Linked DNA regions of Mus musculus: region 2 is linked to region 1. The links are chromatin loops, found by intact Hi-C in ENCODE. Cell type or tissue: heart. All regions are shown on one strand. Each heading gives the region's core, and the rest is flanking DNA. Links, peaks and the distances in the headings are about the cores only. Region 1 has its middle 13 kb from the start of Gm52540. Region 2 overlaps Zfp831 (zinc finger protein 831).

Region 1 (16,497 bases), core at 5,430-13,429:
GCTCAATCTTGTTCCCTCTGGTGGTCTCATAGTTCAGGTGACTGTCCGGAACTTTCTGTCTGGATGAGACTTTACATCTGTCTTCAGCTTCTCATTCCCCTTAGTCAAAATTCTTTTGTGTGTTGCTGTATACTCGTGTGTGTGTGTGTGTGTGTGTGTGTGTGTGTGTGCAATGTGCAGGTTCAATGACAACCTTGATTATTATTTCTCGGTTCTGTTCACTTTGAGACAAGGTTTCTCTCTGGCTTGGGGCTCCTCATGTAGTGTCTGCTGGCTGGTCAATGAGGCTCATGGACCATCCTGTTCTTGAGTCCCTAGTAAAGAGGTGCTTCCATATCTTTTTTTTTCCTCCTTCAAACACAAGTTTGTGTTCTTATGTTTGTGAGACAAACAAGCCATCTGCCCACTGAGCTATCTGCCTCACTCACAAAGGGTAATTTTAAAAAAAAGCTAATCCAGTTTGCCTTATTTCAGGTGTCCCTCATCAGACTGTGGGCTCTACCAAAATCACTTCCCTCTCTTTCTATGCTAAAAGCATTTTCCAAGAAAAGACTCTTTTACCCAGAGGTGTGTAATTTGACTAAAAATCCTTACCAGATGGATGCTAGAGAGTGTCACACTGTGTGCATGCCCTGAAGGAAATGTTCCCAGCTCCCTTTGTCTCTCTTATTCATCTAATTGGTGTTGTTTGGCCATTATCTCACCAGAAACATGCAGGGACAGGAAGCGGTCCAAAGGCAGCCATCGGGTTCTGGAACACCTGAGGAGGTTCAGGGAGCACGGGGAGGGGCTTGCACAGAACTGCTTCTTTTCTTGTTTCTTGTTTGAGTGGTTGGAAGTCAGTCAAAGGATGGCCTGCTGTTTGGTGGCCATGACCCACATGGCTGCAGGTCTTTCATGGCTCCAAGGGGGAAGAGCGTGGCAGTCTGTGAGTCAGGACTCATTTTCTTTGTGAGAACACAATTAGGTTTGCTAAAGGGGACAGAGCATAGCTCTTCAGTGGAACTTGGCAGTTCTCTCTGGCCGAGTGGAGGCAAATTAGTTCTCTAGCCATGCTGGAGGAGAATAGACCAGATCAAGTCTTAGGCCTCTATAGGGGACCTTGGAAATAGGGACAGTAGTGCTTCATGTTGACTGGCTGTGAATTCAGATGGCTTCTTTTTGTATGGCCTACTCTTTTTTTTTTTTTTTTGAAGGAATTGGATATTTTCTTTATTTACATTTAAAAAGCTTTCTCCTCTCCAAGTCTCCCCTCCAGAAACCCCCATCTTAACCCCCTTCCCCCTGCCTCTATAAGGGTGCTCCACAAGGGCCTCTCCTCCCACTGATGTCCAACATATGCTTGTTTCCTTTGCTGTCTCCTGGAACATTCTCACTTTCCTTCTCTTTTGAGTTATCTCTTTGGATTATCTTTTGCATTGTGACTGTGTCTTGTTGAAAACTTTTCTGGGTAGTTGCCTCCTTGATTTCTACGACTTTGCCCAGCAACATAGTCTTCTCTGTGCCCTCTTGGGAAGGGTGGGTTTATGATATTAAGAGGTAAGATTCTCTCTGGAGAAAAGACCTCTCTGTTGGCCTAGGGTCTAGAATGTGCTTCTACTGCTTGCCGTTTGCCTATTCTCATACCACCCCTGGTGCTTCCTCTCCCATTCCTGGTAGCGTCCTCTCTCTCCTTGAGGGACATTGAGTTTAGTGGGAGACTGTTCCTTAAATGCTGGAGGAGATCTGGACCATGAGTGGTATTGTCTATAGGGAGGGGACCTTGACCTAGATCTGTGATATCCATGAGATCAAGGGAGGGGACCTTGACCTAGATCTGTGATATCCATGAGATCTGGACCATGAATGGTCATTGCAGATCTTGCCTCTGCCTCTCCTGGAGGATGGGGATGATCGTGAAGAAGAGCGAGAGTGTGAGCTGCTGAAGAACTTAGAGTAAGAGTGTGACTGTGTTGAGCCAGACCTTGACTTTGAGTCAGTGTATGAATTTCTGGAATACGATGACCCACTGTAGGGAAATTTAGACGCTTCCTTTAGTAGTTGTTGCTCTCTAAAGAATTCTTCCTTGGACAAAGGAAGTGCTGGTGTTATAGGGATAGTATTTGAATGGGCAGTCTGCACTACTGAGGAAACCCAAGCTGTTGATATATTGGCAGGAGCTGGTGGGATCCCTGGAGGAGGGGCACTATATCCTGCTGGTGGAGGCTAGCCAGGAGGAAACTGAGGAGGAAACTGTGGGGGAGGTATACCTAGAGGAAGAGGAAGAGGTTGCATAGGAGGTGGTGGAACAGGCAAAAAGACTGGAGTTGCTGGTCGTGACGGGCCTTGACTCCTCTGTGATGGTCTGCTGTAGTGTTGCCAGCGTTTTATTCCTCTGTAACAGCTTCTTTGTTCTCTTCTAATTTTCTGTGGTGGGCAAACTAGGTACCCATGCTTGTTGGAATGTTCCCAACCTTGTTGACCACCACCTGGAAGAGCAGCATTTATTCTTACTGGACCAGTTGTGGGGATAAACTGTTCGTGTAATAATGACTGTCCCAACAAAGGTGGAGTTTCAAGGACTGGCGCCTGGCCACACTTTTCTTCCATAAGAGCAGTAACAGCAAATGAAGAGGCTCCCTTTGAATGTTCTGATGTAAGGGTGGCAGCTGGTAATAATTTGTTATCTGAATCCCGAAAGGGTCCATCTGATTTTTCTGAATGGATATAGATACTCTTGCAGTTGTATCAGGTTGTATGGCCTACTCTTGATGATGCTTTTCTTGATGAGCTGCTGTAAGATCTAACACACCAGTGTCCATTGGGGCAACTGGGGACAGTTAGAGTAAGTACTGCCATGACCCATTTGCAGAGAGGATTCAGCTGCCCACACTTTCAAAGGATCAAAAGGCCACCTCTTTCATACCTGTGGCCCAAATCCTTTCCCTGGAACGTGAGTGCCTGGGAACCATCCGGGGCCAGTCAGTGTCTTGTCTTTCTCTACAGTGACTCCAAGCTGATCTTCTCACTCAGTGGCCAGGATGGGATCTTGTGATGAAGAGGAGAGGGACCATTATTCCCATATCAGAGCTAAGAAGCAGAGGCAAAGGGATGCAGGGCTATTTCTGTCTGATTCCTGGTCAGACCCTCTTATCACTGTGTTGTTGTTGTGACCAAGGTGTTACTACAACACAAATACATTACTTGGGCAGTGTGCCACCCCTTCCCATTCTGAGGGCTGGACCAGCAATAGCCTCCTTGGCTATAGCTGCTGACAGTGTGACCTGCTGAGTAGCCCTTACTCATTACTGGGTAAGATGGTCCACACCATGCAATGTTTTGAGCACTAGTGGAAGTGTCACAAATACTGGGCAGATTCTACTCAGAGAATTGGGGATCGAGGGCTGGCAAGGTGGCTCAGTGGGTAAAGGCACTTGATGGTAAGCCAGATGACCCAAGTTTGATCCCCAGATCCACGTGATGAAAGGAGAGAACCTTCATGCTATTCCCTTGTCCCCATACACATGCCCTCCCCCAATCAATCAATCAATCAATCAGTCAATCAATAATACAAAAGGGTACGTGGTGTTTTGCATTAGTACAGGAAACGCTGTGGATTTCCTGAGATCCTTTGGAAGAAACGTTCCGTGTCTGCTCCAGAAACTCTATTTCAAAGGCTTGAGGGTGGAGCTCAGTTGGAAGAATCTGGCTCTTACATACAACCGGGCTATGGGTTTGGTCTTCTGCACCACATAAACTGGGCAGGGTTGCATAGTGTAGTTATTCCAGCACTTGGTAGGTGAATGCAGGAGGATAATCAACTCCAACGTTATCTTGATGTGTGTAGCAAGTTTCAGTCTAGTTTGGGCTACATGAGCCTAAGACATTTGTGATAATAATAATGATAATGATAATATTAATAGTAAAATCAACAAAGATTAAACCAAAGAACCAACATAAAAAGAAGGAAGTGTAGAAAGAAAGTCAGTGGTCTGCCATTAATCATCTTGTAAGGACTGGTCCGGTACCTTAAAACATAACTTAGCATCCTACAGTCAGAGCCCCAGAGCAGAAGGACAGTCTGACATGTGGTGCTACCTTGTAAGAGGAAGGTTCTTGAATGAGACTCTCAGAGGTAGTTCTTTTCCAAGGCCCTGGGGATCAATACACCCTTGAGCGTGGTTGCCTGCGAGTTAGAAGAATGCCTAGAGCCCCACTGAGTGTATCTAGTCAAGTAAGGGGCAGAGCGATAGCACAGGCTACATGTTACTTCCATAGGGAGGGACAGGCCTGCACGTCTCACTGCTGTGCTGAAACCATTGACAGAAACACCCGGAGGGAAAGGTTTATTTTACCTTGGGTCATGTTTGCTATACAGATCATCATGATGGGGGAGGTGTGGAGTTGGAGCTGAGGTATCAGTCATGTGTCCATAGTCAAGTCAACAAGCAGAGAGAGAGGGAAGGCTAGGGAGAAAGTGGAAGGAAGTGGGGAAGAAAGATGGGAGGAGGAGTAGAGAGAGGAAGAAAGGGGAGAAGAGAGAGGGGAGAGAGAGAAGAGAGAGGGAGAGGGCCAGTTCACTGCCTTCTTTTGGTTCTATTAGGACCCTAGCCCATGGGATTGTGATCTTCATATTAAGGGTGTGTCAACTCAGTCAAATCTCTCTAGAAACATCCCTATAGACATGCCCACAGTTATGGCTCCTAAGTGATTGCAAATCTGGTTGAGCTGTCTAAAAGACTCAATTGGATTACTGATACCCAGCATGGAAAGCAGACTGTGGCTGACCAGTTTTGCCAGTGGGCTGGCACAAGCTTTGAATAATCAAGTGTTACCTGGGACAGCACGGGGGATGCAACAGTGTGAAGGTATTCTTTCCACTCCTGTTGCTTAATCCCAGATCTACTGCTGTGAGGACACACCAGACCAAGGCAACTCTTATAAAAGAAAGCCTTTGATTGGGGCCTTTCTTAGAATTTTAGAGTTTTCTCATTATCACCATGACAGGAGCATGGCAGCATGCAAGCAAACATGGTGCTGGAGAAGTGGCTGAGAGTACAACCTCATCCACAAGCAGAGGGGGGAAGAGAGGGAGGGGGAGGGGGAGGGGAGAGAGGGAAAGGGAGGAGAGGTAGAAGGAGAGGGAGAGGGAGAAGGAGGGGGAGAGGGAGAGGGAGGAGAGGGAGGAGAGGGAGAGGGAGAGGGAGAGGGAGAGGGAGAGGGAGAGGGAGAGGGAGAGAGGGGCGAGGGAGAGGCCTTAAAGCCCACCCCTAGTGACAGACTTCCTCCAACAAGGCCATACCTTCTAATCCTAATCCTTTCAAATAGTTCCACTCCCTGGAGACTAAGCATTCAAATATATGAGCCTATGGGGCCCATTCTTATTTCAACCACCACATCAATTGTGTGTCCTCTGTCCCCATACTTCCTCTCAAAGCAAACCAAACCTGAGGCAAACAGAACCAAGACCACATTCCTCCCAGCTGTAAACCCACCTGTCACTCTGTTGTCACTTGTCCATTTAGCTGCTCCACCACCACTCCAGGAATGTACCAAGAGGACTTTTAAAAATAAGATATCAATCAATAGCATCCAGACAACGAAGCAAACCGAACTTGGTTGGAGAGATCCAGAGGTCTACAGGATTCTTAGGGTCTTCTCAGACCTGGTGTGAGCTAGTATGTAGAGGGAAAACACCAGGCTGCACCATGTGCAAAGGTGATCTCTGTCGTTTGCACCTGTATCCTTACAAGTTCCTAGCACAGTTCCAGGCATTCAACCTCTGCTCAGCAAGCCAGTTTTGATTAAATGAGGACTCAACATGAAGTCAGCTGAGCCATAGCATTTGAGTATACCAGGTCTCACTTGGCAACGGGGCTCAGCTGTGTAAACAGGTAACGAACTTAACTATTTAACAAAACTTGGAACTCATAAAGCATTCCATGAAGGTCCCCAAACCAGAGAGGACACACAGTTACAGGCAGAGGACCAGCAGGTATGCAGATCTGACCAGCAGCCTCACCAGCTCCCTTGGGTCCAAGAGGGTGTCTAAGGAGACCAGAGCTTTGAGCTGCAGGGGTCCAGAGGTGCACGGAACAGGTTCTGGGGGAGGCTTGTGCCTACTCCTAAATGGCCTCTAGTTCAGAGAACTGCTGTTGTGTTCAGGTCCAAGAGAAAAAAAAATGCTGATCCATATGTCCTGGGTAAGCCACTTGTGTCTTGATTGGAAGTGTCCAGATGATCAATTGGAGGGTATCCAGCCAGCTCTGGGGCGTGGCCATACTGCTGAAGGTTTGTTCAATGCTCAGTTGCACCAGCATATATACCCAGCTCCTTCCCCTTCCATTTTTCATCAAGGAAATATTTGACAAACAATTTTATTGTTTCTGCTGGGGAGAATAACAGAATAAAACATGCTCCAAAGAGCTGGATCTCAAAATGAAACACAAATCCAACTGGAAAAGCCCCTTTCATGGATTATTACATTTAATGTATTGTTGCATTAACAATGAGGAAAAGCCACGGCACATCCTAGCTGAGGGCTCCCAACAGACCATGGTAATGAAAACGATGATGATGATGATAATGATGATGAAGATGATGACAACAATGGTGATGACAATAATGATGATAATGGTGATAATGGTGATGACAATGATTACTATGATGACAATGATGATGGCAATGATGATGATGTTAATGATGATGGTGATAGTGATGATAATGACTACAATAGACAATGATGATATGACACTGATGCTGCTGCTGACAATAATGATGCAATGATGACAACAATGATAACGATGATAATGACAATGACAATAATAACAATGATGATGATAATGACAATAATGATAATGGTGATAAAGATGATGATGACAATGATGATGGTGATGACAATGATAAAGGTAATGATGACTACAATGATGGTGTTGATGATGTTGATAACAATGATGATGACAATGATGAAGATGGTGCATGTGTACATTCATACGTGTGCACATGTGGGAAAGTCAGATGACAACCTTAGGTGTCTTTCTGAAAAGTGTCACTCACTTCCTTTGAGACGGGGTCTCTTATTGGATTGGAGCTTGCGGACTAAATCAAGCTGACTGGCCAGGAATCCCCAGGATGCTTCTGTCCCTGCTTCGTTAGTGTTAGAACTATAGGTATGTGCTATTGTCCCTGGCGTTTTATGTGGGTTCTGGGATTGAACTCATGACCTCATGCTTGTAAAGCAAGCACTTTCGTGAATGATCTACCTCCACAATTCCATAATGATACCTTAAAGGAAAACAGCCATTAGTACCCGTGTGTTGAGGGTCTTTGGAATATGGAGAAGGACGAAGACCACAGTCAACACTTAGTCATTTTCCTTTATTGTTTCTTGTTTCCCAGGGGGGAATTCAGGAAGCAGCGTGTTTTCTTGTCTTCAAATGACATCCGTGATAGTTCATGTTGATCACCAACCTGATGGAATTTAGAATCAGCATGGGAACAAATGTCTGGGCGTGTCCTTGAGAGGTCATATCCCCTGGATTATGTTAACTGGTGTGGAGAGACTGTGTCTAAAGGTGGTCAGAACCATTTCCTGGGCTGTGATCCCATGAGGATAAATAAGGAGAAAGTAAGTTGAGGGCCAACCATCATGCTCCTTTGCTTCCTGTCTGTGGATGGGATGTGACCCCAACTCCTGCCGCCATGCCTTCCCTGACGTGACAGACTCCATCACTGGAACGTGAGGTGAAATAAAGTCTCTTTTCCTTAAGCTGCCTTTGCTAGGTGCCTTGTTGCTGCAACAACACAAAACTACTAGAGCAATATTAAATGTAGATTGTAATAAGGCGGGGCCTCACGGAATGTCTGTTACTGACACCAGCTACTTGGTTCCTTCACTGGGACTGCATTCAAGTGTCTGCATTTTAACCACAACTAACCAGCCTATACCATTATTTGTGTGTCCACTAAAATTACTTGGGTAACCAGGTTTTCTTTGAAAACTTAATAAAATACCTTTTATGGCCAGGCATGGTGGCGCATGCTTTCAATCCTGGTACTTGGGAGGCAGAGGCAGGTGGGTTTCTGTGAGTTTGAGGCAAGCCTTATTTACAGAGTGAGACTCTGTCTTAAATAAAAAAATCCAAATCACCATCTTTTATGTTTTATTAAAAATTAATTGAAAAACCTCAAACTTGACACATTCAGTTCTTACCAGCAATGATCCCTCATAAACATCAGATACAAAATTCTGTTCAAAGTGTGGATTTTTCTGGGAAAAAAAATCTTAGCAAGAGGCATTCGGGATCTAAATCAAAGACATCAGAAGCAATTCATTTTTAAAAGATTTATTATTCCTCTCTCTCTCTCTCTCTCTCTCTCTCTCTCTCTCTCTCTCTCTCTCTCTCTCTCTCTCCTCTTCTTTCTGTCTGTCACCCTGTTCCTCCCAATGAGGGTGCTGGGAACAGAACTCTGGTCTTTTGCAAGAACAGCAAGTACTCTTGAACCACGGAGCCATCTCTCCAGCCCCAGAAACATTTTCAAAAGACTGTACCAAGATACTTGACTACAAGAAGGTATACCAGGCCACTGGGCGGAAAGAGAACATTTCCATCTTGTCAATCATCCCTAACTGAATCTCCATAGGACGTGCTAGGAACCTGGTAGAGCAATTCTGACCCTGATTCAGAAGGCCACATGGAAGAGGATCTCCAGAACGGCTCTGAAAAGGCGAAGAGAAGGTCCTGCCCCAACGGATGGAGCACCGTGGAATAGTTGTCTCAGCTTTGAAAACACAGTGATACTGGATTATAATGATGGGCAGAGAGAAACGAACAGCTTTCAACCCAGCCTGGCCCGTGTGGCCCATGTGGCCCGTGTGGCCCGGCGTAAAAAGGTGGTTTACATCAGCTTTTTGGGTCCAAAGGGAGAGGAGGGGGGCAGTGAATGGAATGCTGGGATAGGCAGCGAAGAGCCTGGGGGAGGGGGCACATTGGATCACCCCAGGCGATGTGACAAAATCAACCCAGATCAAACAGAGAGAAAACACTAGAAGCCAAAAGGCCTGTAAAGACCCAAGTGAATATTTAGGACAAATATATATTGAGAAACATGGGAAAGTATGAAAAAGCAAGAATAACCCAGGTGCTCGGGAGGCAGAAGTAGGTGGAATTCTGGGCAGCCTAGTCTACAGAGTGAGTTCCATGACAGCCAAAGGTACACACAGAGGAACATTTTTTTTTTTCCAAAAATGAACAAACAAAAGAGAATTAATTTTGCCTTGTTTTATTTTTAAATTGACAGCAGCCACTAAGGACTACTAAAGTTTTTTGGAAAAGAAAAATTACGAGTAAGAAGTAGACCATTGTGACCGAAGAGACAGATGCTGAGAAGCGGCGTGCCACTCAGGGGGAGCCATTAGATGCAAATTAAGAGAGATTACCAGGTTGGGGCTTCTGAACTTACCGAATCAAAGCACACCCTGTTCAGAGCTGGTGCCTGTGTGTTGAAATGGAGACTTCTGTATACTTTTACTCAAAGTACGGATGGACTGATATAATCTCTCTGGAGGGTGAAGAGCTGAGAAAAGTCTCAAAAGTTCCTGTTGGTCCTGGTGATTCCTATCGATGGGAAATTTTGGAACTGAATATTCAGAATTTGAACAAAGACATGCAGGCCAGAGAATTATTTGTAGTAAGGTAAAATTGAAACAAACAAACAAACAACAAGCCCAACCACTCTCTGGAGTTCAAAACACTATTCATTAGTTGGCTCACAAAGGAGAAGAGTATTTTGTGGGGTTTTAGAGAGAAAGAAGAGCCCAGGGGTCGGGAAGGTATATGAAGGTTGCTGAAAGAAGTTGGGGATAGTTGGGAACTCTGTCCAGGTGACACAGGGTTCACAATATCAGAAAACAAGTTTGGATGATTTTGTGGCAGGGTCTCTCTCACTCCCTCAGAAGGGTTAAGAGGGTGAGGACTCTATTGACCATCTTTGATTCATTCCTTTCATTGGTGTAGACTGAATGTTTGGTGGGAAACATGGGAAACCGTTCTTTCAGATGTTGAATGGTGTTGAGTGCCATGTGACAGGGTTGAAGTGTCACCACACAGCCCTTGAGGACCCAGTCAACAGTGGGCAGAGGTCCTTCACAGGGAAGCCAGTTGGTGATGTTTCAGGGCATTCATGAGATGGTGTTCAAGCAGTTTCATTTGGACTTTAGTCAGTAGGGGGTGCCCTGATGCTGGGAAAGCCAACGTTAACCAAGAGTAGCACTTGTTCATGAGTGTTAGGTCCTTTGTCTTGGTTTCTATCCATGTCCCCACTCAGGACTCACTACTGTTATCAACTCTCAATGTTGTGTGCACTGTCAGGGATAGAGCTGTCTTAATAAGAGTTAATTGAGGGTTGCTATTAATGTTATTGTTAAAAGTGTGGTGTTTTCGAGGAGCTGATATTGTGAAGAGAACAACTTATGTTGTTATGCTATCATCTTTTACTCGGGACAAATTCTCTATCATGACGTTGAGAAAGTACTAGAAGGAAATTGACATGAACTTTCAACACTTCCCATGCCTGTTAATCAAGACTAATGGTGACCTTTACATAAAGGACATTGCACGAGGCGTTCATTAAAGAGAAGGGCTTAGCTGTCGAAACTTTCTCCTTTTCAAATTTCTTCATGAAGTATAATTAATGAAATGCCACATTTATTAAATTTTAAGGAGTTGCGTAGAGGAACAGAGGAGATCATAAAATGAGGTGGGTTGGTAGCATTTTGAGTACAGAAAGGCATTCGAATGGCATATTTAATATTTGATATAGGCAACAATATCGTAACAGAAGGATCAAATAATCTCTCGGCTCAACCGCATGAGAAGAATATGCACTTCAGAAGAAAGACTATCAGGCATAGAAGGGAAGCAAGCTCCAACAAGGCAGAACAGTTGCTATGTTTGTCAGGGTGAAGTGTGGAAGCTGAGAGGTCCCTCTGGCTCATTAGCTCACGCAGCTCTCGTGACATGGCTATAGAGTGGGTAGCAGGAAATCTCTTTCCTTCAGTTCCTTAAAAATACTTCCAAGCTGTTGTAAGACAGAAAAATATAAGCTATGAAAATGGCCACTTGGGTGACTTGAATTGAGTCAAAAAAGCTTTATGTGAGAGAGAGAGAGAGAGAGAGAGAAGACTGTGAACGCCAAATAAAATACCATTGTTGGAACACCCATCAGAAAGCAAAAGTGTTCAGCCTAATCTTTTAAAAAACATTTCAGCAGTATACAGCTCATGAGAACATATTTTTTTTAAAATGTAACCTAAAATTAGAAAATACAATAGATATACAGCTGTGATAATGCCAAAAAGCAAAGGTGGCAGTAAGTCAAGAGAAATCACACAGAGTGGAAGAAATCAACGGTTCTACAAGCACGGACACACAAAAACATAAAGAAAAAAAAAACCTACCCAAAAGCTCCCCCAAGGAAAAGGATTCCAGAACTTTCATTAGAAACTGACAACCTTCGGCTGGAGAGACGTGTTAAAATGCTACCCCAGACAAGAGTTTGAAGCCTATGAATGGAACAGAACATATTTTCTTTAGAATTTTTTAAAAAAGGTTTACCCATCTTATCGTTTGCTGATTTATATCTGACTAAACCTTTATATTAAAAGCCTTAGGCAGGGACTGGAGAGGTGGCTCAGTGGTTAAGAGCACAGGCTGCTGTTGTAGAGGAACCAGGTTCAGTTCCAAGCACCCACATGCTGGCTCACAATCATCTGTAACTCCAGTTCCAGAACATTCTATGTCCTCCTCTGGTCTTTGTAGGCTCTTACACACACACAGTACACATAAACTTGCACAGGCACACACACACACACACACATACACACATACACATAAATACAAAATAAAATCAATAAATCTTTAAAAGATGAGGGCACATCCAACAAAATTACAAGTTATGATGATGTCTTAAAATAGTCTTCTTCTGTGCATGTGCATGGTGGCTCATGTCTTTAATCCCAGCACTCTGGAAGCGGAGGCAGGTGGATCTCTATGAGTTCAAGTCCAGCCTGATCTACAGAGAGGGTTCCAGGACAGCCAGGGTTGTTACACAGAGAAACCCTGTCTCAAAAGACAAAAACAAGCAAACAAACCAGACCAAACCAAATCATACCAGAAGTCTTCTAAAACCCAACTGGGACAACGGGGAAACCAAGAACCATTTAGAAAATAATAACAGAAATTCACATCAAAGTGTATCAAAGCCAAGCTTTCCAGACAAAGCCAATGAAAGCAGGTAATGTTTCTGTCTTTAAAATGAAAAAGAGAAGGTTCATTTGTCGCTCAGTAAACACCATAGAGAAGAAAAGAACACTTAGGAGCAAAACCTAAGGCTGTGACTAGGAAGCAAAAAGCTAAGCTAAGGGAACTGCAGGTGAGTTTCCTGAAGCTTCAACACAGATCAAGTTCCGACAAATCTGTAGAAAACCCCAACATACCAAAAGGAGGAGTTAGACTGGAGACGGAAGTTATAGGACGTATGTGTAAGTAGGCTACCTTATTGGTAATTCTCAAAAAAAAAAAATGTGTCTCTCTATACCAAATTAAAATTCTTAAATTTGGTTCAAGATGAAGGGTGCCTTCACAGCTTGGTAAGGGAGGGAACGGATTCAGAAACTCATCAGGGAACTGCTAAGCTCCAGGTAAAGGACTCTCCATGGAATGGTCAGGAATGCTTTCCAGGAAGACATGACAGACAGAGTACAGGTGAGGGGAGGCCCTGGCAGGAGTGGCGGAAGCCAGGAATACAGAGGACAGAACCATCCAAAGCATCCGGTGTTTCAGAGAAAACAAAATTCTTGGAATTCAAGGATGGTTCAACCACAGAACTAATAATATAAGACATGAGCAAATTAGATGACAATCTCTCTAGATTTTTGAAGAGTAACATGACAAAATTCAACTGCATTTTATGAGATAGGACCAGTTTCTTAATATGTTATTTCTTTAAAAAATTAAACTATTATATTAATTCTAAAAAATATAAAATTATAGCCAGTAAACAATTATAGAGATATTTCTTTATAAGAAGGATGAAATTTCTGGGTGGTGGTGGCACACGCCTTTAATCCCAGCACTTGGGAGGCAGAGGCAGGCGGATTTCTGAGTTCGAGGCCAGCCTGGTCTACAGATTGAGTTCCAGGACAGCCAGGGCTACACAGAGAAACCCTGTCTCAACCCCCCGCCCCCCAAAAAGGATGAAATTACAGTTCAGATTCACTTAATGTGTTCGTGGGACAATTAAGGCATGAAAAGAATAGAGTGGGCTCCCAGAGACTGGACAGAGCACCTGTACTAAGGTGTACTCAGGTGACAGAGCGTCTGTACCAAGGCTAAGAAAGGAGCCAATCTCTGGAAGCAGAGAGCCCTGTAACCCATGCGTGTTCCCCACGCATTCACTGGCAGCAGTGTTCACTAAACAGGACAAGACAGGCCAATGAGTCCTTACAAAGAAGTCTCACAGGCAACATGCATGTGAAATGTACTGGAAACTGCCAGAAAGGATTCTGACTGTGAGCCATGCTGTTCTCTGGTAGAGAAACTTTTTCACCCACCCCTTTTCTTTTTTCTTGGCTTTTAACATGTCCTCTGGTTGGCACACAGAATAATGGACTCACGACACTTTCACACATACATGTCAGTGTGGCTTGCTCACCTCCCCCAGTCCTCATTCTCCCCTTATCCCCTTCTGGTAACCCCTCTCCCTACAAGTACACTTTCTGACAGTTGTAGGCATTACTTGCCGGGCCTGGTACCTGCCGGGCGAGCGCACCCACTGAGCTTCTGCCCTTAGCCTGGGGCGGCAGCTCCTTAAATCCGACTAAATTGCCTAGAAGACAAACTAACAAACAAAATAGTTGCAGCAAATCAACAGAAGATCCTTTAGAAAAGAATGGCTTTATAGAAATCTAAAGTATTTATTTAAACACAGATGAGCTCAGTGGCAGAGCTGGTTATCCAGATATTCACAAAGCTTGTCTCGAGGACATTGCTGTCAAATCCTCCATCACCTGGCACAACTCCAGCCACATAGTCTCCAGGTTTCTTGGCTTTCTAAACTTTACAAAACTACATATATCTTCCTCATAAGCCAATCTATGAACTGCAAGTCTACAGGCAAGATATAAAATTACATATGGCAGAGTGTGTTGGTATATGCCTGTCATCTCACGCTTGGGAGGCTGAGGCAGGTGGATCCTGAGAACCCCATGGTGAGACCCTGACTCAAAACAATTTATCTCACAAATCTCAGTAATTCAAAGATTACCTAAGCTTATGCTCAATGCCCAACACTGGAAAAAAACCCATCAAAGTTAAACAGAGAGACCAACAGAATATAAAGAAATAACAGAGTATAAAAGCCACAAGAAAATAAAATGATGTAAAGATTTAAAGACATAAGGAAGTATCGCTGTCCTAGTTATGGCTTCTATTGCTGTGAAGAGGCACCATGACCACAGCAACTCTTATAAAAGGCCAACATTTAACTGGGACTGGCTTACAGTTTTAGAGGTTTCGTCCTTTATTGTTATGGCGGGAAGCATAGCAGCATGCAGGCAGACCTGGTGCTAGAGGAACCTGAGAGTTCTATATCTTGATCCACAGGCACACTGGGCATAGCTTGAGCATAGGGGACCTCAAAAGCAAGCCTGTCCCCCACAATGATACACTTCCTCCAACAAGGCCACACCTTCTGGCCTTGTTACTGGCCACACGTTCAAACAAGGCTGTTCCTATTCAAACCAACAAATTACAAACTATGAAGGTAGGATAGATTATCTAGTAGACTGTAGTGAATATAGCCCAGGTGGAGATAAAAATGATAGCAGCAGGTATGATCTCACCACCTTCTATAGATGGTAGGTCAGGAGCTGCTCACCCCTCCCCAAGCTGCTGCTCATCCCCTTACCCCACCCCGAGAGCTCCTGCTCACCCTACGAACTGCTGCTCATCCCCAGGCTGCTATCCATCCGCCCCAAACTCCTGCTCACCCACAAGATGCTGTGCCCTGAGCCTGACTGGCTACCAGCCCCAGCAGAGTAGAAAGTGGAGGTGGCTGTGGCCCAGGGTCTGTCCAGTGCTTAACTCCAAACAGTGACAGTGTGAAGCATGTTACAGAGATGCAGACCTCGGTCAGTGTGAGGCATGGCACAGAGATGCAGAACTTGGTTCTACAGAGGATGGAAGCAAGAAAATAGACATTGTTTTAAATATTTTACTTTTTAAAAAAAAATAGATATTTTCTTTATTTACATTTCAAATGTAAATCCTTTCCTGGTTTCTCCTCCGAAACCCCCTATCACCCCTTCCTCTGCTCACTAACACACCTACTCCTGCTTCCTGGTCCTGGCATTCCCCTACACTGGGGCATCAATCCTTCAGAGGACCAAGGGCCTCTCCTTCCATTGATGTCCAACAAGGCCATCCTCTGCTACATATGTGGCTAGAACCATGGGTCCCTCCATATGTACTCTTTGGTTGGTGGTTTAGTCCCTGGGAGCTCTGGGGGTACTGGTCGGTTCATATTGTTGTTCCTCCTATGGGGTTGCAAACTAATTTATATATTAATGATTGTAGGAGGTCAAGATGTTCCAGCAGGCAAAGTTGCTTGCTACCAATTCTGAAGACTCGAATTTGATTGCTATGACCCACCTTGTGGAAGAAGAGAACGGATTCCTGTACTCTTGTGTTGATATGTACATGCTGATATATTTACATGTGCACACACATGTGCACCACACACACACACACACACACACACACACACACACACACACGAAATATTATAGAAACATGATTCACACACACACACACACACACAAACACACGAAATATTATAAAAACATGATTTTAGGCCTGACAGATGCCTCGGGAGTTAAGAGTTCCCACTGCTTTTCGAGGGGATGTGGGGCTTCAAGCGCCCACATGATAGCTCACAGTTATCTGTAACTTCAGTTTCCAGAGATCTGATGTCCTCGACTGGCCTCCGTGGATGCCTTTATGCATCTCTCCCTCTCCCTCTCCCTCTCCCTCTCCCTCTCCCTCTCCCTCTCCCTCTCCCTCTTCCTCCCTCTCCCTCCCTCTTCCTACCTCTCCCTCTCTCCCTCCCCTCTCTCTCACACACACACACATGAATAAAATTTACAATCACATAAAATTATCTATATGAATAGGCTAATGTTTACCATTTCCACACATGTGCAGTGCATAGTGTTAAATGTTTTTATTTCCTTACGAGTTTGCTGCTATTACTTTTCCTCATTACTGAGGAATAAACCCCAAGCCTTACACTACAAGGCAGGTGTACTCCACCGCTGAGCTGCACCCAGATCCTCCAAGTTGCCACTGAAAGAAATCTAAACCCTCTCTAGCATTCTGAAGCCAATGGAACATTGGTCTGTAGGCACCCAGGAGACTAAGTCTGGCCCTCCTGACCCTATCTGATTGTAACTCAGTACCC
Region 2 (16,497 bases), core at 4,084-12,083, 180 kb after region 1:
ACAGCCTTCCAAATTGCTTGCTAATTAGTCTCTGCCAGTAACATATTAGGAGATCCCTTGTCCCCCTCCTTTGTCTCATCCAACTGGGTCCTCTGCTTCCCCCCCTGCCCCCAGGTGTGGTGCACACTGCCTTTGAACCCATAAACTCCAGGCCCCTCCATCTGTCCCCCATGCCTCAGAGTTGGTAGGAACCTGAGAGTGCTGCTAAGAATCCTTTTCTGTTTAGACCTCAGAGAAGTTTCTCTTGAGCAAACCTGAAGTCTACTGGGTACAATTTGATGTTCCTTCCAAATATTAATTGATTTGTTCTCCGGCAGAGGCATGATGTCTCAGCCTTGCTCAGGGACAGTCTTGTCACTGCTAAGGACACAGAGCCACGTAGGACTTCCTCTGTGCCTGGCCAATTCATTAAACCCGGTTAGCAATTTGCAAAAGAGATTAATTGATTTGCAGGCTGCTGAGCCCTGAGTGTTAGTCAGCTCCCTCCTGGCAGCAAGCTCAGAGAAGCTCTGCCCACCCCTGGGAACCTAAGAGAGCCAACAGCAACATGGGAGCCTCTGAGTGAAGATTGGGATGGGGCTACCTTCATTTCTCATCATAAACAGGAGCTTAGGCATGGCAGTCTCAGTCCTTTCTGGATCAGGGTGGCATGTAGGGCCACAACAGGGACTTCTGGGATAAAATGAGAAGAGTGGCCATAGAAAGTAGATTTCTTAAAAGTGCATGTGTGTGTGTGTGTGTGTGTGTGTGTGTGTGTGTGTGTGTGTACCAGCATGTGCAGGTGCACACACATTCCACTTTGTTTGTTTGTCTTGTTTTGTTTTTCAGAGAGAGGGCCTCACTGCATAGCTCTGGCTGTCCTGTAACTCACCATGTAGACCAGGCTAGCCTTGAATTCACAGAGATGCATCTACTTGGCTCTGCCCTCTCAGTGCTGGATAAACTTGTATAACACCATGGCCAACTGAACCCCTTTCTCTCTCTCTCTCTCTCTCTCTCTCTCTCTCTCTCTCTCTCTCTCTCTCTCTCTCTCCCTGTCTTCTCCCTTCCTTCCTTCCTTTTTAAATTTTAGTGTGTGTGTGTGTGTGTGTGTGTGTAGGAGTAGAAGGAGGAGGAGGGAGAGGAGGAGGAGGAGGAGGAGGAGAAGGAGGAGGAGGAAGAGGAGGTCAGAGGGCTCTCAGATCCCCCGGAGCTGGAGTTACAGGTGTTGAAAGCTGCCTGATTTGGGAACTGAACTCCAGTCCTCTATAAGAGCAGTATGTGTCCCTAACCACTGAGCAGTCTCTCCAGCCTTCTCCACTGTATTTTTTTTTTTTTTTTTTTGGACACAGGGTCACTAGGCTGACTAACTAGAAAGTTCCCTTACATTCTCTGTCTTTAACATTGGAGGGGGGTTGTTTGTTTTTTGTTTTTGTTTTTATTGGCTTCATGCTTGAGGGTGAACCCCTTATGAACTGGGTCATCTCTGAAGTCCCTTAAAGCTTTTATTGTCCCCAACTGACACCACACTGTCTTATTATGAACACTGTATATTGTATACCTATATTAGGAAGATTCTGTTGTGAGAAAAGTCTATATTTGTGTGTGTGTGTGTGCACGCGCACGCACACACACACGTGCACCCAGACGTGTGCATGCACACATGCTTCCACATGCACATACATACACCCATGCATACTTGCTTGAGAAAAAATAAGAAGGGGTGGCAAGAAAAGGAAGGAGGGAAAGAGGTATCATCTCATATAGGAAAAAAAATGGCTTCTACTGATGGCTACTGGACTCAGTTACATTGTCTCTAGGCAACAAGGAACCTCTCCATCCTTCCATGCTTCTGTGACCCAATAGTTGCCCCAGCCCAATTCCCTAAACTAAATCTCTCAGGCCTAGTCTAGATCACTGCCTGTCTTTAATCCAGCTACAGAGATATTGTATGGCTGGCCAGGCCTCGTGGAGCTCTTGAGAGTAAAGGGGAGATGGCTGCCTAAACAGGAGGGGGTCAGGCAAGTGACAAAGGATGCTTCTACCTGTCCGTACAAACTCGGAGATGGTGTCTCACCCCTAGGTTAAAGCAATAAATCATGATCTTATGAGCAGGTGCGTGTCTTGATGCCCCATGAGAAGGGAGAAGGAACGGGAGCAGGGAATGGGGAGGCAGAAGACGTCGTGGGCTCTCCTCAAGGTGCTCGGGGACTAGAGGACCATGACACTTTTGCAAAGGAGATGAGTCCTGAGGTTTTCGTGCAATTACCGGGCCCTGCTGTGTGCCAGGCAGTGTGTGGGAGCAGAGGACAGGCAAATGAGAAGACGCTATGGCCCTGTCCTTTGGGAGAGTTGGGTCTGGCAAGGGGAGCCCACAGAGACGGGTAAACAGGTCATTACGCATGCAGAACGATGAGCTCTCTGATATGACTCAGTTTCTGAATGAGGGGTCCTGACAAGACCGGCTGGGGGGGGGGGACAAGGAGAGCTGAGGCACACAAACAGGAACAGGAGGTCTGCAGCACACCCGCACCTGTCCCCATGGCCTCTCCATTCAGCCCCCCACTGCAGAGGGAGGGTGGGAGGGAGGGCGGTGGGGGATAGCTGCTGGGTATCTCCAGCCGCCTTGCTTCCCTCCTTGAATCATAAAAGATTAAAAAAAAAAAAAAAACTATACATGCTACAACAGTCAGTGAAGATGCATAGCACTTAACTATTTACTTGTTTATCTAAATCCTAAGTGTTTCCTTAGCAACCACTAAAAGAGTCTTGTTTACTGGAGTAACTTGCATGCTGGCTCTCTTCTCTGTCTCTGTGTCTCCTCCCGTTTGTCTCCAAGTAAGGGTCTCATGTAACCCAGACAGGCCTTGAACTTCCTACATATGCCAGGACGACTTTGAACCTCTGATCTTCCTGTTTCCACATGCAGAATGAACCATCATGCTGTGTTTGTGCTGTGCTTGGGATTGAACCCAGGGCTTTGTGCGTGCCAGGCAGGTGCTCTACCTACCGAGTCCCATACCATAACCAGTTCAGAAGTTTGAACTCCCCCACCCCGACCCCCAGAAATCGAAAAGGCAAAAGTGCCACCGGTGCTAATGACCAGGTCAGTGGAGATGGGGCTACTTGAAAAGAACAAGCAGGTATTCATGGAGACGGGAGGGGGCCAGATCTTGAGGATGCGTCTCTTTCTGAAAGAAAGCCTTTCCGCAAACCACCCTTCCCAGGGGAACTACAAATGAAGCCTGAATTTTGTTCTAGAAATTTCTCTTGTGAAATGCTAGGCCGGGCAACCAAATGAGAGTAGAAAATAGGGTAGGGTGAGCTGTGAGCCCTCAACATCGCTCTCACCCCATTGGCCCCTCCCTCTCATCCACCCCACCACCACACCCCTCAATTCCCAATTGACCCTTTTGGTTAGAACCTTTAGGATTAATTCTAACTAAGGTGTTAGCAGAAATCTGAGACACAAAATGTCCGAAACAGCGAGTCTTCTGGAGGAGACAGGTGATCCGCCACCAACCTTAGGTGACAGAATCCCAAGGAGAAGGGGCTTTGCTGTTCAGTCCTTTAAGCCCCCTAATGATGTCATGGGAAAGGTTTGATTCTGATGCTAATGGCCCTTTGCCACCTGCCTAACCTTTTCCTAATCCCTTTGCATCAAGAGGGGTTAGGTGTCCACATCTGGCTGGGAGCTGAGAGCAAGGTTGTTTTGATGGAAGTTGTTTTTGCCATAGCATCTGCTCTCACGCTCTGCTTTGCCTTGGACTCAGCGCACCTGAGACGCTGAAGCCGCTGTCCTCGGTCTCCCAGCTTCCTGTGAAGCGGGGGTGTTATAGAAACCAGTAATTTCATTTGTGGACTTAGAATTCATTTGTTTTTAAGTCGAGGGACATCTGTCTCTTTTTGCCCCAGGCCTTCATCTGTAAAATGGAGTATGGCTAGTGTCTAATCTGGCTTCTGTCTAGAAAGTCCTGACTCATTCCAAGGGGAGGGGGGCGTTGCTGAGAGGCCCACATCACAGGATCCTCTAGGTCCAACAGGGAGCGAGGTCTTGGCAGAGAGCTGTTACAAAATGACAGTACTCTGTAGCGTGTGACCAGGGTAGCAAACAGTAGGGGGCGCTACCGTTTTCACCCCACATCTAGAGAAGATGTCTTTAGGCCACAGGAGTGAGCCAGAAGTTGTGGAGTCTCATTCCGCTGCCAGGGACTGGGTCCCTAGTGCGACACAGAGAAGGCTAGGGTATTTATGCTTCATGTACATCTCTGATGGATGTTCCAGAGGGAGCTCAAAAAGTCACTGGTGCTCTGCTTAAGGTCCCCAACCTCCAGACAAGGTTCCCCTCTCCTGTTGGCCTTCACCTCAACCTTGGATGCTGGCAGGGAGCTCAGAGAATCAGCTCCAACAACAAGCAGCTTCCTGCTTCCGCATTTGAGGGTTTCCGCCAAATGTTTTTCCTCACCTGAGTTTCGATATGGCCTTTGGGGTCAGAGGTGGCTGCCAAGGTTACCCACCTCCCCATCCTCACTGGCAGGGAGTCGTGCCCAAGTTCATAGTGGATGAAAAGATAGGTTCCTAGATAGCCCCCTCTCTGCTAAAACTCTTAAAATGTTGTTTGTTTGTTTGTTTTTAACTTTCAGTTTTGTTTTGTTTTTTGTTTTTTTTGTCCCAGCCCAAAGGCATTAGCTTTTGATGGCTACGAGGCACCTGACATGCTGGAGACGGACAAAGCCACCTCTGAGCACGAACATTTGAAATTATTAAGTGTTCATTAAAGCACCCCCGGGCGCACAGTGCTCTTAGGGATGTTAGCGTCTCAATTTTCTATAATTTCCTTATTTTTCTCTTCTAGCTAAAGGCAGATGAAAAACGAACTCGGTGCATTTGAGTCTCTGAATCATAGTTAATGTGCGACGCCCCCTCCCTTAACTGCGCTGTTTCCCTCTGCCTCCTCCAGTCTCCTTCCCTATCAATTGGATAAACTTCTTAATCCGTTTAACCCCTACTCTGACTGCCACTCGGGAAATGCATGCAAAGACCCCCGACCAGCTCTCTCTACACCCTGACTCGCTTTGGGCAGGGGTCTGCGGGCTGGGAGCTGTAGAAAAATCGAGAAGACTGCAGCACTGCATCCCCGGCGCCGGCAGGAACTCGGGGGCAGCTGTCTGGCAGGTGGCTGCAGGCTGGGGTGCAGAGCAGACCCTACGCAGCCACCCACGACCCCCAGCCCCATCGCTAGGCTTCCGGGGGGACTAGGGAGCTGCGGCTGTGCATGGACTGTTCTGGAAAAACACCAAGCTCCAATCCCCCTCCCATCCGCCCTCCTGTGACTCTGGTCTTACATGAGCAGAGAGGGAACAACAGCTAAAAGCTGTTTTTCTCTTTCCCTTTCTTTTTATTTTTTTGACAACAACCTCACATAACCTCAAAAAGTTACCCATGAATTTACCAAAAACTTTTTATGAAACTACTTTAACCTCTGGTGGGGGTTAAAAACAAGCTCTGTGGATTTATTATCCGGGGGAAAAAAAAAAAAGCGAAGCATGACTCTGTATTTGCTGGAAAATCGTCTACCAAGCTTCAACGGCGCCCCCTACAGCTGCCTGCGAGGAATAGCCAGCGCCGACTGCAGCAGGAGCTGCAGGCTGCCCAGGACCTGGCAGGACCTGATCCCCGGCGGGTGATTGGACCCCCTCCACTGCACCCCGGGTCTGCTCCGAACCCGGACACCTTGCTGGGTCTTAGTTTATATTTTTTGAAGTTCAAATGGCTAAACCAGGAGCAGGCTAATCGCCAGCAGGGTTTGTACTGCCAGCCTCGGCTGGACCCCTGCAGAGCAGGCGAAGCTTACAGTCTGAGCACGCAGGCGACCCTTGCTTGTTTGTTCCTTTTTGCTGCTTTCACGTAAATGCCACCCAGATGTACTGAAGGAAGAATGATGACCCCCAGAGGAATAAGGACAGGAGTATAGGCAGGGGCCTCGTAGGAGGCTGAGACCCAGAGAAGCTGAGCATTGCAGAGAGCAGGGTGAGAGATGGGAAAAGAGAAGACCGGGGGATGGGGTGAGGGTCCCTGTGAGAAGGAACGTGGATATGGTCAGCAACCACCCTCCCAACTTCAAAACACCCCAGCTCTCCCTCAGAACCGTGTTTTTAGGAAGCACATGGAAGGAAAGAAAGAAAGAAAAAGAAAAAGAAAAAAAAAGCCGTTCAGAAAAACAAATGTAAATCAGAGACAGAGGAGCGGGCGCTGCAGCCTGCCCAGAAGAGGCAGTAGCATGCGGCACTCAGATTCTCTGGTCCCTCACACCTGAGTCCTGCTGCTAAGGACTGAGCTTTGCTTCAGAACTGAGAGAGAAAGAAAGAGGGAGGGAGGGAGGGAGGGAGGGAGGAAGGAAGGAAGGAAGGAAGGAAGGAAGGAAGGAAGGAAGGAAGGAAGGAAGGAAGGACAAAACCCAACAAAACAAAACAAAACAAAACAAAACAAAACAAAACAAAACAAATGCAAAAACCAAACTATCATCCGGGTAATCTTAGCTCCTATACAGGGAGAAAGCCAGCTCTGGTCTCTATGAGAAAAATCTAGAATTTGACAGTAAATAGATCTTCCAGTGTTTACATGATGGTAATTCAAACTCTCTCTCTCTCTCTCTCTCTCTCTCTCTCTCTCTCTGTCTCTGTCTCTGTCTCTCTCTCTCTGTCTCTCTCTCTCTCTGTCTCTCTCTCTGTCTCTCTCTCTCTCTCACACACACACACACACACACTACTGTCAGAGATCTTTATTAAGGGGGGGGGGGCTCACTGCCGTTTCTCTTTGTCATCTAACACCCACACATTCAGCATCTGGCTTAGGAGAGCCAAATGCCAAACGCAGTTTGTCTGTATCCTCTTTTGGGACTCACCGGTTGGATTTGAGGGGAAAATTCCTTTTCTTTCTCCCTTCTGGTCCTGGAGACTATAGGAAGACAGCTGCTTCTCCACACCCCCAACTCCCTAGAAGTCCCGTGGGGAATGTGGTGGCACTTGGGGGAGGTGGGCTTTCTATTCTTATCCCAGAAAGGTCTGTACCCGTCCCCTCCTGATAGGTATGTGTCCTTTCTTCCCAGCTTCTCACTGAACCGGGTCCATTTCGAGTTTGTCACTTGCATCCAAAGTTACATTTGTGATTTGGGGGCATCTTTCCCAAGATGGAATTTCTGGGTATCCCGTATCTCCCAAACCCCCTTGCCCTGACCCAGCCTAGGCTTCTTCCTGCCCTTCTGACGGTAGAGCCTGGTGTTCTGATGCCTCTAGTGGTGGACTCCAGTATAGCACCCTGTTGCTTTAGCAGAACACACGGGCATTCCTACTTTGTCCACTAGCTATTTCCTGGGGAGCTGTTGTGGCTTCTAATCGTACCTTTCCTGTTTTCTCTCTCCACGAAAGATCTGGCTACATAGCCCAGGCTGCCTCAAACGTACGGAACTCCTCCTGCATCATAGTTGCCACCCACCAGGCTTTACCCATTGTTTCTGAAAGGGCAATCTAAAATCCCGTTGTGTCTTCCTTGTATCCTAAAACGTTGAACGTTGCAGTGGAGACCATAGAGAACCAAAGACATGTCTGCATCTACCTCTGCTAAAGTGGGTTAAATAGACTATGCTTTTGACTCTCACAAGCTCACACGTTCATGGCTCAAGTGAGAAAGGTGGTATATGTTTTCATCTGGAAGCGATTGTTCTCCTTTTACAGTTGCTTCTGGGTTCTGCTGGGTTTCCATGCGTGGTTTCTACCCTCTGCTTTCACTCTGTCATGCTAGCACACGACGCTGCTGTTCCTAAGTGGCAGAGGAGGCTCTTCATTTTCTGCTATTAATTTTTATCTGTTGTGTTCTGTTGTACTTAATTTTAATTAATTGAAGTGACTCATTATAAATACAATGCATAATTTAAAAAAAAAACTAAAAGAGAGAGGGAGAGAGAGAGAGAGAGAGAGAGAGAGAGAGAGAGAGAGAGAGAGAAATCCTCTTAGTCCATTCTAAGTAACTGCATTTTGAAGCTCAGAATGAGCCCTGTCTGACATGTTCTGGAAACTTCTCTGAAGGGCAAGTTTGGCTTTCTCTTTTGTTTGGTTTTGTGTTGACTTTTCCTGTCAATCGATGCCTTTTCCGCAGCTGGGTTAGCAAGACTGGAGTTGGTTTCAACAGCTTGAGCTCCCAGAAGCTCTCGCACACACGCACATCCTTCTTCCTTGCTCCTCATCCCACCTCTCCATTTGAGGATCTGCCTTGCAGTCGTCTGAGGAGTTCGATAAGGAGGGAATTGATGGCCGCGAGCACAGCAGAATGGGAAGCCAGAGGAATTGATGCAAGCTGCAGACGGCTATTTCTAGAAAAGACTAGCTCATTCCATCAATCTGATTTGTTTCTCAAATGTAGATCCATTAGAGGCTTCCTGGGGGAACCAAGCCTTGTATTTAAGTCTACCATGAGGTAATGTTAGGTAAATCTTTCATCCCAGCGTCGAAGTGAGCAGGAGGGTACTAGGGGTCAACTGACATTCAAGAATATATGCCTCCCTTCACTCTGGGGTCTAAGGAAGCTTCAGTGTCCCTGTGGGTTAGGAGAATGGCTGAATATCCATCACTGCTCTTGGTACCAAACGACTAAAATCCAACTCAAAAAGACTTAGGCACAAAAGCAAATCAGTCAGACTGGGGACTTAAGCAATGCCCCTATATGTTATTCCTAGACTACTAGGGCTGTCTCTGATGGCTTTCGGTAGTTTCTAGTGGCCTCATGTAGGTCCTCCCAACTTAGTAATTGCATTAAGGAAAACATTGACCCAAGCCTCTGCATGCCTAATTTAGGGAGATCTGACTGTGTGCAGTACCAGGTGGAAGGTGGTAGTGGGCCACCCTGTGCTGAGGAAGGGTGTCTGTCTGGTGAAGGACCACTGGGTGGAGAAGGGCTGCTGAACACAGGGAAGCACATGTTGGGGGAACTTTCACCCCCAAAGAGGTAGAGGAGAGTGAGAATTTTCACAACCAGTGAGTTCTATTCTACACACCATGGGTCACACAGCAAGGGTCTTAGTAGATGCTATGCACTAACCTTCTTCCAGATTGGCTCTTTCCCATATCCTGTCTATAGCTCTCACCTCTCTGAAGGGTTGCCTACAGAAGCCATCTCCCTCTAGTTTCTTCTGGATCTATACTTCTCCCAGGACTTCTTTAGGAAGTCATCTCCAGGAGAACCCAAGACACCAATTATCTGTAAGTTTCAAGATGGAGTCATGTACCATATAGGCCCCATACCTTTTTTTTTTTCTTCCTCAACCCAAAGAAGGCACAGAGTCTGGGGACAACCTAAAACAGCATAGAGAGACGTAGATGCAACAGGCCAACCGCCACCTCTGACCTTTAATTGATTACTCTTGTGGTCCAGGCCCCTTTAAGTATCGTTACATAAAGCATTAGTTTGGTGTCATGTGCTTTGCTCACATTCACGAGGCAGCTGAGCTGAACTTTCACTGTGCGTCTTTAATAACGTCTTTGTCATCCCCAGAGCTGCTGGCTTGAGTCACCTAATGTGGCTTTCAGAGAACAGCTCTCTGCTTTCATCCCGGCTCTTTGAGATTTAGTACCTTTAGAACTGGAGGACAATGTCATAGAGACTTACCCTAAGAGCCCATTTTCCGTCGGCATTAGGACAGTCACTTTCATTTTTCCAGTAGATGCCTGTTCGCAATTTTCACAAAATATGTTCCATTTTGCTTTTTCTAAGGCAGTCTTTAAGAGATTTGTTTAGAGCAACACGTAAGGCTTATAATTGTATCCCAAATGTCTGGGACTAATGACTGTATTTGTGTTAAAATCACCCCCCATTACCTTTTCCAAAACTAATTTTGTCAGATAATGTCTCTGAATAAACCAAACCAGCATCCATTGGCGTCATATCAGTCTAATGTGTTTTTCTGAGTAGCATTTTGTGATTCAACGTGAAGGCCTCATGTTCCTCCATTCAGGATGGGACTGTGTCCTGATATGCCCATGGCTAAGTGGGGGAGCATCTAGCATCCAAAGTGCACTGAATTCCTAACTCACCTACCACACATCCCGACTTGGGGCACTGCGGGGTGCCGGTTGTCCTTCATGGTGGTGGGACTCAGAAATGGTTGCAGCCCATTGGCAAGAGACTGTAGAGCGCAACAGAGTCCACACCAAAGTGGATGACGCTCAATGCTACTGAGCATGTGTTACCCCTCAACCAGTATGAACCACTCTGTGACTGGGGAGCCAGCTCCCTATTAAATGGAAGATTGTGTGGATTTGGTCATGCCCTCCTTTCTGAGGGCAGCTTTTTTGGGGAAAATCTTTTGTTTTGTAGAGAGATCTTGGTCTTGGTGCTATGAGAGGCTCAGTGGAACTGAACTGGGGCCAGTGCCATGTCTGTAGAGTCAGATGGGATTTTACTGGATATGAGGCAAGAAGGCTCATTTTGTTCTACTATAAACAGAAGACCTACCACCTAAACAATTCCCTGTACATAGCTGTCTAGGGTCAATTTTACTTCTATGTGTTATTTTAAATAGTCATCCATTTTAACGTTCATTAAGAATGTAATGTGTCCACAGGGCTGGTGCACGTATGAACTCACAGGCACTGTGGCCACATGCATAGGGCCTGTGTGGGTCTGTGTTAGATGGAGTCCTAGGGATGAAAGGAGAGATGGGCACACGACCCCATCTATAACCCAGAAGCTAGTTCCAATTGACAATCATTCGCAAATGAAAGATTAGTTTTCTCCACAAAGTCTCACTGGGGACACAAACCACTCTTAAGTGTTGGCTCCATGTCCAGCAGTAAATAGCCAACAAAAAAATAAAGTCAATGCCATCCTTAGAGTTCTTTGTTAATGCAGGACTCTTTTGGAAGACCTTACAAATCCTTCCTGTGTACATGATGGCTTCTGATTTTGTGTTTATGGGAGTCCTGTGTATGGCAACCCATGTACCTCTGAGGCTCTCTACATTTCTTGTGCTTTTTCTTTAAATCCTTTTCTTGTTTGGTTGTTTTGTCCTTTCTGATTTTTTTTTTAAATCTTATTCTATCTTATTATTACTCCTTACATACCTGTTTGTTTTCTAAGGAGAGATAGAAAGAAGGTGGATCTGGAAGAGAGGGAAGGTGGGGAGGACCTGAGAGGAATAGGGGGAGGGGAAATATAGTCAAAACATAATGTATAAAAAAACTTTTTTCAATAAAAGAAAAAACTCTGTGTGTGTGTGTGTGTGTGTGTGTGTGTGTGAGTGTGTGTGTAGACCATAGGTTGATGTCAGGTGTCTTCCTCATAGTCTCCGCCTTAATCTTTAGGACAGGGCCGATCACTTGACCTTGCTGATAGAGTCAGTGACCCTTGGGGTATGTCTCTGCTCCCCCTCCCCCGCTTGCTCATGGGTTCTGGAGAATAATTCTTATGCTTATACACTAAGAACTTTACCAGCAGCCATGCCGGCCTCTTATGAGTATCTTTATTTTAACAGTTCAGTGCTGTTTACTGATCAGTCTTGATGTCACCAGTTTCTGTTGTCCTGAATACCTTAATAAAGGTTAAATCTGGGGTCCTTTTAGCTATTGTCCATGGAACATTTACTGTAGACTGATCATGGCAATTAAACCCTATTAGCATCACCTTTAAACTTTTTGTTTTCCAATTTTGTTTTTATTATAATGGGTATGTGTGTAGGGTATGTGCACAAGAGTGTAGTTACCCACAAAGGCCAGAGGAGGGCATCAGATCTGATGAAGCTGGAATTATAGGTGGTTGGGAGCCTTGATGTGGGCACTGGGAGCTAAACTTGGGTCCTCTGGAAGAGCAACAAGTACTCTTAACCACAGAGCCATCTCACCGGCTGCATTTTAAGCTCCTCCTCCTCCTCCTCCTCCTCCTCCTGGACAAGAATATTGGTGCTTTACTGAGACTCTTTCTAAAGATGAGAAAATGGCCATTGGCGACCTCCCCAGTGCGCTAGGTTTCTCTGCTCACCTGTGACATTGCATGCTTCCTGTGGGTAGCAAGGTCCCCGGGAAACCCCTGAGGCTCCCACATTTGTGTGTGAGATGGAAAAAGATGAGCCTCAGGAATTACCTGGCCATCCTTGGCCAACAAAGAAAAACTCAGAAAACAGCTTAGCCCCACAGAGATTGCACCGCTGCTGGGGTTGGCTTTCTGTAGCGCCTCCAGCAATCCCCACCTCAGCTGCTGTCTGGATCTGGTCAGGGGGCCACCTGGCTTCAGAGTCAAGAACACTGCTCTAGGGAGTTCCAAACAGCTTCCGGCTTTTGTTGGCAAGAAAGGGAGAGTGAAAAGATAACTCTGTCTTGAACTTACAAGGCTTCCATTTAAGACAGAGACACAAAGCCTGAGTGTAAATCGTCTTATTTAGAACCCAGAGTTAACTCGGTAGGTAAAGTGTTGACTAAAGAAGCACCAGGACCCGAGTTTGATCCCCAGAAGCCATTTAAAAGGTCGGGTATGGTGGCATGGGATTGTAAGTCGGGTATGGTGGCATGGGATTGTAACATGGGCAGGGGACAGGGGGAGGCAGGTGGATTCTTGGGACCCTCTACCCAGCCAGTCTAGTCTGTATGGTAAGTTCTAGTGACATATGAGCAACACTAGGTAGGATCAGTAGTATATCTTAATCTATAGGTATATCTATATACTAATATATAAATGACTAAGAAGAAGTCATGTGTCTGCAAGGGAGTGTATTGGAAGAGTTGGCGGACACCAGGGGAGTGTGGAGGTGATGTAATGACAGCACTCGTGTGTGGTGAAGGTGGATACTTCCTGAGGACTGACAGTTGTCTTGTCTGCACACGAACTCACATTCATACAGGCATGTGAACCCATGCCCAAAACCACACATGCATCACAGGTACACACACACACATTGTTTAAAGGAAAGAGTAAGTTCACTAACCTTTGCATATTGTTACTTAGGTCGAGCATTGGCAATCTTCTGTGTAGACAACCCCGTAATCTGCCCGGCAAGCCCTCAGCAGCATTGCTGGAGGAAGAGTCTAACAACGAATAGGTGTGGCTGTGTGCCAATAAAACTTTATTTACTAAAACAAGCAGATCAGATTTGGCCTTCACACTATGGTTTGCTGGTTGCTGGTCCAGATACTCTACAGATATGATGGGATGATGATAAGGGCTTGCTATTTGGGGACCATCAGACAGAGCGTATTCACCAAGCACACAGGGAGGTTGTGGTGTTTGGGGAACAGGCAAACAGTGGAGCTTTTACCAATGTGTTGCATTACTGTGGAATTAAATATGATAAAGTCTGAGCTGCTCTCATAAAACCCCAAAGCACAGTGGGTTTAGGAAGTTTTGTTTCTCTCACAAATAACCACTGGGGTGTGAATGGTCTAAGCATGGTGCAGGACCTGCTATGTGCTGAGGACCGGACCTCCTCCTTCTTAGTTCTCTGATCTTTTTTTTTTTTTTTTCACACCACAGAATGGCTGTGGTCGCTCCTGCTGTTAGGTCGGTGCTCTTGTGAATGGGAAGGAGAAAGGAGAGGGCACGCATTCTCCCATGAGAGGCATTTCTTGTAAATTGGGCACATCTTCCTCTCAGGTCACCTAGGCTGGAACTAAACCAGCTAACCGTGCTCAGCTGCAGAGAAAAGTGGAGAAAGCATGTTTCAACCCAGCAGTCCTTCACACCTGCTGGCAAGTGACTCCTTCCAGTGCCAAGGAAGGAGATCAGAAGGGGACCATGCAGGTCTGCCACACAAGTTCAAATGTAAGCAGGCAGTCTAAAGAAGTTTCCTTTAGACTGTTCCCTTAGAAGGAACTTTGTCTAGTACTGTTAGAGTTGACTCGCTAGTACCCAGAGGTCACATTCCATCCAGTTTACTTCCCATCTCTTTGGCCAGAACTGTTAAGTCCTGGGCCTCCTGTCTTTCTGAGCACAGCAAACTTTTACTCATTGGAGCACTCCTGGAGACAGTGACTGGAGAGACAGAAAGGGGTTGGCTTTGAAGTTCTCCTCAGGAACACGCTCTGTTTCTCTGACATCTCTTTAAGAGTTTGTTGTTGAATGCTCCATACTGTTCATGAGCCTGGGCCCCTCCCACTTTCCTTCCCCCGCCTTTCCTCTTTCCCCCTCTGTCTCCCTTCCTGTACTCCAAGGAGTAAAGTCTCTTCTCTGTCTCCAAACTGCCATGGTTGGCCTTGCCTTTCCCAACCTGCTGCTTCCCACTCCCAACGACCGAAGAAGCCTCAAATCATACGATGAGGCACAGCAACAACAGCAGAGAAACACCTTGCTATTGTTTACAGGGAATGAGGCATGAGCGTCTATCAAAACTCCAGGAAACGGTCCTATCATTTATTCATGGTTACTTCTGCTTCCCAGTCCTCCGTCACCCACCACTCAGGGAGAGCCCATTGATGTCTACACTGTGAGAGAACTCCAGGAGGAGACTCTCCCCACCACCACTGTCAGCAAGGACACACAAGGATGGATGACAAGGACACGTGTCCCATCCCAGCGTGGTGCCTGCTGTCCTAGAGTTCACGATCAGATGCTCTTCGAATGGGAGGCCTTGACCTTCAGGCTTTGCACTTAGCCTTTAAAGGAAACTACTTCTTTAAAAGAAGGAAAACAGCAACAAGCCCTGATGGATGCACACTGACATTAAGTGGAGTTTGAAAAAACAAAAATGATCAGGGTTTACAGTATGATTATAGTCGATGAGGAGAGAGGGACCTAGCCTGTGATTACCTCTCGCTCGCTTGCTCGCTTGCACATGGGAGGGCAAGTGGCTGCAGAATAATCTGGAAGCAGGATTTTCTCTAATGCTGGTCTGACTATGGCTACTCCATGAAGCCCACCTCAGCCCTTAGCTCCCTCAGAATCTAAGCTCTTAATATACCCTGGAAAGAGTCTTCCCCAGAACCTTCAAGTTGCGATAAAGGGGCAGAGTTTGGCTTCTTGAAGAGACTGGATTTGGGATTCTGGAAATAAAATTTTGAAGATGGGCTAGTTTACATCCAGTAAGTTTATTTGACCACCTTTTAATTATAATTACATGTGTGCATGGCGTGTGCATGTGTGTGTGTGTGTGTACGTGTGTGTGCGTGTGTTGGGGTGTGCTCACGTTAGGTAGTCAGGAGACAACTTCCATGGCTGAGCTCTTGCCTTCCACTGTGTAGACTCCCAGGATAAACCTCCAGTCATTATTCTTGGTAGCAAGCGCCTTTACCCTCTGAGCCACCCTCAGCCCACGGTGGCTTTTGATTAGCACCTGTGTGGAGAGCTGTGTCAACTGAGACCTAGCACTCTAGCAGCTACTGCTGAGCTAGAGGGAAAGGCTTCAGGTTATCAGTGATACGGGTCACTCTGGGAGAAGAAGAAGAAGAAGAAGAAGAAGAAGAAGAAGAAGAAGAAGAAGAAGAAGAAGAAGAAGAAGAAGAAGAAGAAGAAGAAGAAGAAGAAGAAGAAGAAGAAAGAAAGAAAAGAAGAGAAGAAAGAACATTTCAGTGTCTGCTCTAAGCTTTCCACTCTGGGTTTGGATTCTAGAGCTGCAATCTAGGGCACAAATCCCTGGGTGTGTCTTTGAGGGAGTTTCTGGACCTGGTTAACTGAGATGGGAAGATCTACCCTACATGTGGGTAGTGCCATTCCATGGGTGGAGACAAATTGAATAAAAAGGAGACAGCAATCTGAGCATCACCATTCACCTCTCTCCACTTCCTGACTGTGGTGGTGTGACCAGCTGCCTCACGCTCCTGCCACCAAGACTCATCTGCTGTGATGGACTGGACCCTTGAGCTGTGAACCAAGGTCAACCTGTTCTTAGATTGTGTTTGTCACATATGCTATTGAAGCAAGCTATAAGACCAGCAATGATCACACATATCCAAGAACCTACACCTCTGTGTGGACGGTGGCCACAGACTTATGTCTTCTCAGGCATCTGCTAAATTCGGAATGTGTAGCAGGAATCAAGAGAAGACCTTTAAAAGATATTCTGGAGCCTTTTCAATCTTGTGAATCAGCAACCACAACTCTAATCATTTGTGTTTGTTGCTGACGATGACTTAAATTAGGACAGATATTTGTGGAGCTACAACCATCCCCTGCCCCCAACTTCTGCAAAAGAGTAGAGGTAAATTTACCTGCCTGTGGTATATGATAGTGGCTGAAGGGGGTATTCTGCCTGTATGCCTCTCTCTCTCTCTCTCTCTCTCTCTCTCTCTCTCTCTCTCTCTGTCTCTCTCACTCTCTCTCTCTCCTCTGTGTGTGTGTGCTCGCGCACGCACGCATGAAGATGCACTTATGAGAATATGAGAGCCAAAGATTACATTAGTTCTTGCTCTTCAGAAATCATCACCCTGGTTTTTGAGACAGGGTCTTCCACTGGTCTGGAGATGTACAAGTAGGCTAGACTGGTTTCGACCTAGTCCAGGGCTCTTCCTGTTCCCATCACCTAGTGCTGCGATTAGTCACTGAGCC

What was found. A loop is a pair of places that touch in the nucleus more often than their neighbours do. Peaks named below come from ENCODE experiments on the same cell type or tissue, not always from the same donor. Only the 100,000 strongest peaks of a DNase experiment are listed, where the experiment ranks them.
Region 2: a loop joins it to region 1, with 10 times the contacts of the local background. A loop is called at or near these places in 24 of 42 quality-filtered maps.

The regions. Positions count from the first base shown.
Region 1 is chr2:174,482,865-174,499,361 of GRCm38, forward strand. No RefSeq gene overlaps it. Among named protein-coding and RNA genes, the nearest start is that of Gm52540, 13 kb to the left of the region's middle. In heart, for the core only: a CTCF peak has its summit at 10,202 (motif pointing right); no DNase peak of the experiment used is centred there.
Region 2 is chr2:174,668,589-174,685,085 of GRCm38, forward strand. All of the region lies in intron 3 of Zfp831 (zinc finger protein 831), which reads left to right. Among named protein-coding and RNA genes, the nearest start is that of Zfp831, 33 kb to the left of the region's middle. In heart, for the core only: CTCF peaks have their summits at 4,106 (motif pointing right), 5,576 (motif pointing left) and 7,279; DNase peaks (open chromatin) are centred at 4,403, 5,223, 5,593 and 7,263; H3K4me3 peaks cover 2,125 bases; H3K27ac peaks cover 1,070 bases; H3K27me3 peaks cover 619 bases.